Regions from separate parts of the Homo sapiens genome. Here region 2 is linked to region 1. A link is a loop called in an ENCODE intact Hi-C map of the cell type or tissue named here. Cell type or tissue: Caco-2. All regions are shown on one strand.

Region 1 (5,000 bases):
AATGTTTAGCAAATAAAATCGATGCAATGTGAATTAAGAAGGGAAATAAGACATAGAGAAGGCCAAAGAGGTTGAATATCACCAGGTATTGCTGCTCTTTTGTACTTGGAGTATAGGTATTATTTACTAGTATATGGAAAAGAGAATGAAGGATGGAAATGAAAAAATGAACAGTTCATCTTTGTAAGTTGAGTTAAATGAGGTTGTGAGATGTAGTTGAGATATCTCATTGTCTATTGAATGTATAGGTTTCAATACCGACATCCACATCTGGGCTGAATCCATAAATTTGAGAATGATTTATTTATTCTTTTAAGCATATAATGGATGCCATCAGAATGTGTAGATTATACCTCAGGCCATACTTTTAATTTACTTATTTATTTATTTGACAAATAAACATTGTACATATTTTCTATGTACAACCTTCTGCTTTTATGAGTTTAACCTGTTTAGAGTCTATGTATAAGTGAGATAATGTGATATTTTGTGTTTTGGTGCCTGGCCTGGCTTATTTTACTTAATATAATGTTCTTCATGTTCATCAATATTGTCAGAAACGATAGGATTTACTTCCATTTAAAAGCTGAATAGTGTTGCATTTTGTATATAATCCACATTTTCTTCATCTATTAATCTGTCCACAGACATTTAGGTTGATTTTATATCTTGGCTATTGTGAATAATGCTGCAATGGAAATAGAAGTTCAGATATCTCCTCGAGACACTGATTTTCCAATTTTTGATATATACTTAATAGTGGGATTGCTTGATCATATCTTTAGCTCTATTTTTAACTTTCAGAGGTGTCTCCATATAGGTTTCCATAAAGACCATGCTAATTTACTCTTTTTTTTTTTTTTTTTTTTTTTTTTTGAGACAGAGTCTCACTCTGTTGCCTAGGCTGGAGGGCAGTCATGGAATCTAGGCTCACTGCAACCTCCGCCTCTAGGGTTCCAGCAATTCTACTGCCTCTGCCTCATGAGTAGCTAAGATTACAGGCGCCCACCACCACGCTCGGCTAATTTTTGTATTTTTACTAGAAGCAGGGTTTTACCATGTTGTCCAGCCTGGTCTAGAACTACTGACCTCAGGTGATCTGCCCGCCTTAACCTCACAAAGTGCTGGGATTACAGTCGTGAGCCACTGCGCAGGGCCTAATTTACGTTTTACCAACAGTGTACAAGAGTTTCTTTTTTTCTACATCCTCTCCACCATTTGTTATCTTTTGTCTTTTTGGTAATAGCCATTCCAACAGGTGCAAAGTGATATTTCATTGTGACTTCAATTTCCCTGGTGGCTAGAGAGGTTGATCATTTTTCATATACATATTCTCTGTATGTCTTCTTTTGAAAAGTGTTTATTCTGGTCCTTTGCTTATTTCTAAATCAGTTTATTTTCTTTCTATTGAATTGTTTGTGTTCTTTGTATTTTGCATATTAATTCTTTATCAGATGTATGGTTTGCAAATCTTCTCTACCATACTGTTGATTATCTCTTTAATCTTTTGATTGTTTCTTTGACTGTGTAAAAGCTTTTTAGTTTGATGTAATTTCATTTGCATATTTTAGCTTTTGTTTCCTGTCCTTTTCTGTCATATCCAAAAATCACTGTCTAGACCAATGTTATGAAGCTGTTCCCCTCTGTTTTCTTCTAGTAGTTTCACAGTTTTGGTTCTTACATTTACATATTTAACTCATTTTGAGTTTATTTTTGTATATGTTTAGAGATTTTTATTCTTCTGCATGTGGTTTTACAATTTTCCCAATATCATTTATTGAAGAATTTGTTCTTTCCCAGTTGTGTGTTCATGAAACCTTTGTTGAAAAGTCAAATTAATGTAAATAATTGGGTTTATTTCTGGGTTTTCTGTCCTGTTCATTTGCTCTCTGTTTCTATTTTTATGCAACTATTGTGCTATTTTGATGACTGTAGTACTTTGTAGTCTATTTTGAACTCAGATAGTGCGATGCCTGCAGCTTTGTTCCCTTTACTCAAAATTGCTTTGCCTATTCAGGGTTTGTTTTTTTGTGTGTGATTCCATATAAATTTTAGGATTTGTTTCTATTTTTGTAAAAGCTGCCATTAGAATTTTGATAGGAATTGCATTGTATCTTTAGATTTCTTTGGGTATTAGGGACATTTTAATAATAGTAATTTTCCAGTCCATCAACTCAAAATACATTTCTACTTATTTTTGTCTTCTTCAGTTTTCCCTATCAATATTTTATAGTTTTGAGATTTGTTATTATTGCTGTTATTTTTGAGACAGGATCTCATTCTGTAGCCAAGACTGGAGTATAGTGTCACAATTATAGCTCACTATAATCTCAAATTCCTGGGCTTAAGCAATCCTCCTACCTCAGACTTCCAAGAAGCAAGGACTATAGACACATGCTACTATGGCCAGCCAACTTTTTAAATTTCTTGTAGAGACATAGTCTCACCATGTTGATCGGGTTGAAGTTTTATACTTTTACGTGTACTTGTTTTTTACCTACTCGGTTAAATTGATTTCTAAGTATTTTTGCAGCAATTTTAAATGGAAATTTATTTATTTTTTAAAGATGGTTTATTGTTATACAGAAACACTACAGATTTTTGTATGTTGATTTTTTTTATCCTGCAATTTTCTTGAATCTGTTTATTTGTTCTAAAAGATTTTTGGTGGATCCTTTAGGGTTTTCCGTATATAAGACCATTTCATCTTTAAACAGGCACAATTAAACTTCTTCCTTTCCAATTTTGATGCCTTTTATTTCTTTTTGTTGGCGAATTGCTCTGGTCAGAACTACGTTGAATGGAAGTGGTAAATGTGAATATCTTTGTCTTCTTCCTGATCTTAGAGAAAGGGTTTTCAACTTTTCACCATTGAGTATGATGTTAGCTGTGTGTTTGTCATATGTGACTTTTTTTGTTAAAAACTCTTCAATTTTATTGCTTATTATATTTCTTCACATATCATTTATTCAGTCAACACTATATTAGTTTACTGAGCACACAAATAAATAAAACAGAAGCCCAGAACTCAGGTAGTTTGGATATCCCACACACTAATCTGTGTACTGTTTGCAAATCACACTGTGTTGCAACATCTGTACCTGATGTTGCAAGACTAACATTTTTGCTACCTCTTCTCAGAAGCCTTTGTGATCTCACCTGTTGGAATGCACTAATGTTTTCTGAGCCCCTTAAATATCTTGTCTACATTCTTTTAAGAAGCTCTTCACCAACTGTCAGGTAATGTAGTTTGATGAATTAAGAATGGGGGCTCTGGATTCTGAACCCCTAGATTTCAATTCTTGTTCCCAGTTACTATATACTCGGTGTTCTTTTACATTATTTGAGTCAATTACTTATTATCTTCCATTTTCCATATAAGAGAGGTTAATATATGTTTTATATGGAATTTTTGTGAAATTTCAGTAATGCACTTGGCATGATGAGGGCTCAATGAATATTAACTATTTTAACTGAACCATATCATGATTAACTATATAGACTATGGTGAAAAAAACAAGATTTGAATCCTAATTCATGTGATGTGACATAAGTTATTATTTAAATGGTGAATATAAAATAGGGAATATAATAACTACCCCACTGGCTTATTGTGAGGGTCCAGTATATTAACATTTGTAAAACCTTTGGTACAGTGATATGTAAATGATAATGATGATTATAATAATGATTTAAATTGTTTTATATGCATTCATTTTTTATTTATAATAAGTACATGGGAGATATTACCCTTTACTAAGTTAATTTATATTATGTAACTTTTTTCCTGGTTTGTAATGTCTAATGTTTTTCTCATAATAGCTGCCCAATAAGCACGTATGAAAATATTAATTCAAGATAACCCAGACAATGAGGCTGGTGCTTCTGTGCCAAAGCTTTTGTGCAATGTCCTGACATGATTTCTTTAGATGTCATTTTCTGTCAGCACTATCCTTACATCTACATGGATTGTATAATTATCTTTGTAGCATTGATTGAGAATTGATAAGATATCCAGCATTTCTGTGTACAATCTGCCGAAATCATATCTGTTGTATTGAAACAAAGGATGTATTACTTTGGTATCTATATTTCCTTATAAATATTCAAATTACTCTAAGGAGTAATACATTAACATGGTGTCAAATTAAACTAATCCACCACACTGGAAGATTAGGAATCAGGTTACTTTCAATTTTAAATTTTCATTGAGAACAAGATTTGAAAGAATTATAAATATGGATGCACTCATCCATTTATTCTTTAATTTATGTATTTAGCAAGCATATTAAGTACTTTTAAACATTTTGAATACAAAGATGTGGGTATAGGATGTAAGTTAAAAAAATGCAAATTCAAAGATATAGTTCTTTCACCAAGAAAACTAAATACAGAAAAGAGTAAAAATCATATAGGAAGTAAAAATCTAGTAGGAAGAATTTATATTCTAGACAAGAGCATTGACTTTCCCGGGAATATATATTTTAGGCAGATCATTATCACTATGGGCCGTGAACCAGTAAAAGAGAAAAATGAATACAGTGGATGACCAGGAAGTTTGCATTAGGTCCAATGCCACAGAAGGAAGTTGAGAAGCTAAAAGAAAAGAAAAGAAAAAAGAACAAAAAAGAAAATAAAAAGTATTTAGTGGCAATAAATTGTTAAACAACCTGGTAGGAATATGATGAATGACAGAACTCTATAGGTACAAGAAGACAGATGGTGAAGTAGGACATACTTTCAGAAGTATTTCACATTATAGAACTATATCTAAAGTGAGGGTGAAACTCTTTAAGCTGTGCCCATAGTTAAAGGAATCTTTCTATTTCTAACAGAAGGCAACCACAGAAAAAAGCCACTTAAGGTGTTGGAATCCCTGGGCAAAGATTTCCTCACTGGTGTTTTGGATAACTTGGTGGAACAAAATGTACTGAACTGGAAGGAAGAGGAAAAAAAGAAATATTACGATGCTAAAACTGAAGACAAAGTTCGGGTCATGG
Region 2 (5,000 bases), 230 kb after region 1:
CACACACATGCTACTGCATTTATATACAACACATATTTAACTTCCTTGACAGCTATAGCTGATGGAGTTGGCAGTCGACTAAAATCCTGAAGTCTTTTTCACACAAATTGCTGTCAAGATCTTTTCTAATATTGATTGTTATGCAGCACATTAGCTATTTCTCTCAGCTTTTTGTTATCTAAAAATTTTATAAGCATATATTTTTGTCTTTATCCAAGTCAGTGATACAAATCTTAGAGAGGACAAGGCTTAAGACAGAATCCTGTGTGATGACTCTTGGGAAATCATCATTCAATCATTTGAATCTACTCTCATCCAACTCTGTCAATACTTGATTTTTCTGACATCTGGCCTACATTTGTCCAACTGGTAAACAAATAAATCATGAAAGATTTTAACACACTGCTAAAATCCAAATAAGCTTTATCTGTGACTTTCCTATGCTTGGCCAATCTAATTAGATATCACCTGATTAAAACAGCCAATGTAGTTAGGTTGTCTTCCTATATTGATTCTTCATCTATGCTAATTCCTAGTCATGATATCTTATCTTTTCAGTCTTGCAACCCAACACTACTTGTTTAGTTTTACAAATAATTCTTGAGCACCTACTATGTATTATGTGTTACATTTATTATGTGCTATGTATTATGTTCCCCAGTTATAAGAGATCTACTCTGTAACTCCAGCTCTCAATAAGCTTACCATATGCTCTAAAGTACATTATAGAGTATTTCTAGAATCTGATATCAAGCTTACATATTTGTAGTTCCTGACGTTGTTTCTTTGAAAAATTGGGATCATGTTTGATGATCTGTGATGATCACAGCTATTCTGGCACTTATTTTCTATAATAGCTCAAAAATTATTAAGGGTGATATGGACGATATACTAGTTACTTCAGTACCTTAGCATGTATTTCAACTGGAACTGAAGCCTTAAGTTCATCTATAATGATTCTTACTATTTATTCTGTGTCAAAGGTTCCCAAGACAATTCTCAGGCTTGAAGATTTGCTAGAAGGACTCAGATACTCAGAAAAACTGCTATATTCATAGTTATAGATTATTATATAACTTTGCAGATGCAGATTGAAATCAGCAAAGGAATAAGTCACGTGGTCTAAAGTTCAGGAGGAAGCAGGCACACGCTTTCATGCATTCTCTCCCAATGGAGTCACACAGAGACACAGTTAATTCTTCCAGCAATGATATGTGATAACACATTAAAAATGGTGCCAGCCAAGGATGCTCACCCAAGTCTTTGTGTCCAGGGTGTTTACTGGGGGAAAATCATGTAGACGTACACTGCCTGTGTGACAGACTTTGGCTACTGAGATTCTACCACTCCCAAAGCATAAACAAGCATTAACCATAAATTGCATTGTTAGGGTAAACTTATCTGATCAAACAAATACAGCATGGCCCAAGGCCTCAAGAATATAAACATACTCTTATCAGGCCAAATAGTCTAAGCTATCAGAGGTTATCTTCTAGAAGCCTGCTTCAGACCCGTCCTGAAGACAGATCTTTATTTGGAAAATCTGAGGATTTGAGCAATCCAGGCCTGCTGAATTAGCTTTCCCTGCACAGTTCCCCCTATGTTTTAAATTCTATATTAATCATGTGTTTTTCTAGTGTTTTATACCTTGAAATATATTCTCTTTTCTTGATTATATGAAAGCAAAATCAACATAGAGTACTATATTCTCCAAGATTCTTTAAGATTATACATTTCCACTGTTTCCTCTTGAAATACATTAAAGAGATTCCTTTTAGTTTAAAAATCAGATTTTGTTGTTATAATGAAATGTAATCCTTAGTGTGGGCTATAAGTAATTGTTCCTTGATTTTTTCTTGTAATGTGTATCAGTCTTTTTACTGTTTTCACACATATCTTCTTTTTCCTGTGCGTTTCCTTCCTCCATTAGTGACCATATGTCTGGAGAGTCATAAACTGGAGATTTTAGATAAATTGTAAAAAGTAAAGAAAGGCTTTCCACCACTGGCAAAGAAAAAAATTATAATAGCTGAGAGCTAGTTGGCTCAAATCCCTGAAAATTGCCTTACCAAAAAAATCAGAATGCTAAATTTTTAAATAAATTATATTGAATTAACTATCACTCTATTAGTTACCTACAGCTGCACAGTAAATTACTTAAAAACATAGCATTTTAAAACAGTAAACACTTATTATCTTACTTTTCCTGAGTTTCAGAAATGTAGGCACAGTGTCCTCTGGCACAGGATCTTTCACAAAGCAGCAAACAAGGTGTCACTGAAACCTGTAGTCATTTCAAGCAATGATATGTGACAACACATTAAAAATGGTGTCAGCCAAGGATGCTCACCTAAGCCTTTGTGTCCAGAGTGTTTATTGGGGGACAATCATGTAGACATACACTGCCTGTGTGACAGACTTCAGCTACTCAGATTCTTTTCTACTAGAGAAGAAAATAAAGACTATATATGACAGACTCATTGCTAACATTTTACTCAATGGTGAAAAGTTTGAAGCTTTCATCTTAGATAGGCAAGGACACCCACTCTCAACAGGAAAAAGAAGGTGTTTGTGAAAACTGTAAAAAGACCGATACATATTACAATAAATAATCAAGAAAAAATTACTTATAGCCCATGCTAAAGATTGTGTTTTATTATAACAACAAAATCTAAATTTTAAACTAAAAGGAAATTCTTTGATGTATTTCAAGAGGAAATAGTGGGAAAGAATTCACTTCAAACTCATTTAAGTCATTAGTTGTATTCAGTTTATTGTACGCTGTTGACTGGAGGTTTCCCTCAGTTCTTTGCCACCTGGGTTTCTCCATAGGGCTTCTTGCAATATGTCAATTGTCAAGACACAGTCTTGTTGATAAAAACCTTTAAGAAATTAGTTATAGAAGAAATGTTCATCAACAAAATAAAGACTGTATATGACAGACTCATTGCTAACATCATACTCAATGGTGAAAAGTTTAAAGCTTTCATCTTAGATAGGCAAGGACACCCCCTCTCAACACTTCTGTTCAACATAGAACTGGAAGTCCTAGCTAGAGCATTCAGGCAGGGCAAAAAAATAAAAGGCATCCAATTTGGAAAGAAAAATGTTAAATTGTCCCCATTTGCAGATGACATAATTTTATATATGGAAACATCCTAAAAACTCCACCAAAAAAAACCCTATTAGAACTAATAAAGAAATTCATTCAGTAAAGTTGCAGGATACAAGATTAACATACAAAATTTAGTAACTTTTTATTCATTCACAATGAACTATCAGAAAAAGAGATTAAGAAAACAATGTTATTTACAGTAGCTACTGCTATGGTAGGAGATTTTTCCCAACCAAACTTCATTTTCAAATGTTATCCCTAATGTGGTGGCGTTTGGAGGTAGTGCCTAGGAGATGCTTGGGTTATGGGGGTGAATCCCTCAAGAATGGCTTGGTGTCATTCTCATGGTAGTGAGTGAGAGAGTGAATTTGTTCTTGAGGGAATAGATTAGTTCCCATGAGAGTGGATTGTTATAAGGCCAGGGTACCCCCTTGGAGTTTTCCTCTTTACATGTGTCCACTTCCCCATTGACCTTCTCTATCATGTTATAACACAGCATGAAAAGGCTTCGTCAAAAGCTAAGCAGACGCTGGTGTCATGCTTCTTGTACTTCTCAGCCTGCAGAACCATGAGCTAAATAAACGTATTTTCTTTGTAAATGACCCAGCCTCAGGTATTCTTTTATAGCAACACTAAAAGATCTATGACAGCCACACATGCACACACACAGACACATACACAAATATTTAGGAATAAATTTAACAAAGGAGGTGAAAGATCAATACACTGAGAACTGTAACACATTGATGAAAGAAAATGAAGAAGACACAAACAAATGGAAAGGTATCCCATGTTCATGGATTGGAAGAATTTATATTGCTAAAATGTCCATAATACCCAAAGTGATTTATAGAGTCAATGAAATTTCTACCAAAATTTCAGTATTTTTCACAGAAGTATAAAATCCTAAAATTTGTATAAAACCAAAAAAGACCCCAAATAGCAAAAGCAATCTCAAGCTAAAAGAACAAAGTCAGACATATCACACTACCTGATTTCAAAACATACTACAAAGGTATAATAACCAAAATATCATAGTACTGACATAAACACAGATACAAAGCTAAATGGAGAAGAATAGAGAGCCCAGCAATAAACTCAATATAATTATGGTCAATTGATTTTTGACAAAGATGCCAAGAAGACACAATGGGAAAAGGACAGTCTCTTCAACAAGTGATTCTGGGACAACCAGATATCCACATGCAGAAGAATGTAATTAGACCCTTCCTCACACCATATACAAAAATCAGTGCAAAATTAATTAGACATAAATGTAAGACCTGAAACTGTAGAACTGCTAGAATAAAACATAAGAAAAAACATCCATGACACTGACCTAGGCAATAATTATTTTGGATATAGCCCCAAAAGCACAGGCAACAAAAGCAAAACTAGACAAATAAGATTACATCAAACTAAAAAGTTTCTGCACATCAAAGGAAACAATTCTAATATTTTTGGAATCCACAAAGAGACAACCCACAGAATAAAAGAATATATTTGTACACTATACATCTGATAAGTCATTAATAATATCTAAAATATATAAGAAACACAAATAGCAATAAAACAAGTAACCTGATTTAAAAAATGGGCAAACGTCCTGAATAGACATTTCTCAAAAGGAAACATACAAACTTCCAACAGGTATATGAAAAAATGCTTAATGTCACTAATCGTTAGGGAAATATAAATTAAAATTACAATGAGATATCATGTTATACCTGTTAAAATGGCTAATATCAAATTGATGAAAGAAAAGTTTGGTAAATTATCTTAGGTAAATTAGTGCAGCCAGTTTGAAAAACAGTATAGAGGTTCCACAAAAGGTTAAAAATAGAACTACAATATGATTCGGTAATCCCACTAATAGGCATATAAC

What was found. Hi-C counts contacts between places; a loop is a spot of excess contacts. Peaks named below come from ENCODE experiments on the same cell type or tissue, not always from the same donor. Only the 100,000 strongest peaks of a DNase experiment are listed, where the experiment ranks them.
Region 2: it touches region 1 in a loop (1.9-fold over the local background); 1 of 110 quality-filtered maps calls a loop at or near these places.

What each region holds. Positions count from the first base shown.
Region 1 is chr11:104,954,837-104,959,836 of GRCh38, reverse strand. It overlaps CASP4 (caspase 4), which reads left to right. Exons shown (of 9, transcript NM_001225.4): 2 at 4,836-5,000. Among named protein-coding and RNA genes, the nearest start is that of CASP4, 11 kb to the left of the region's middle. In Caco-2, no CTCF peak of the experiment used is centred here; a DNase peak (open chromatin) is centred at 3,105.
Region 2 is chr11:104,722,317-104,727,316 of GRCh38, reverse strand. No RefSeq gene overlaps it. Among named protein-coding and RNA genes, the nearest start is that of LINC02552, 120 kb to the right of the region's middle. In Caco-2, no CTCF peak of the experiment used is centred here; no DNase peak of the experiment used is centred here.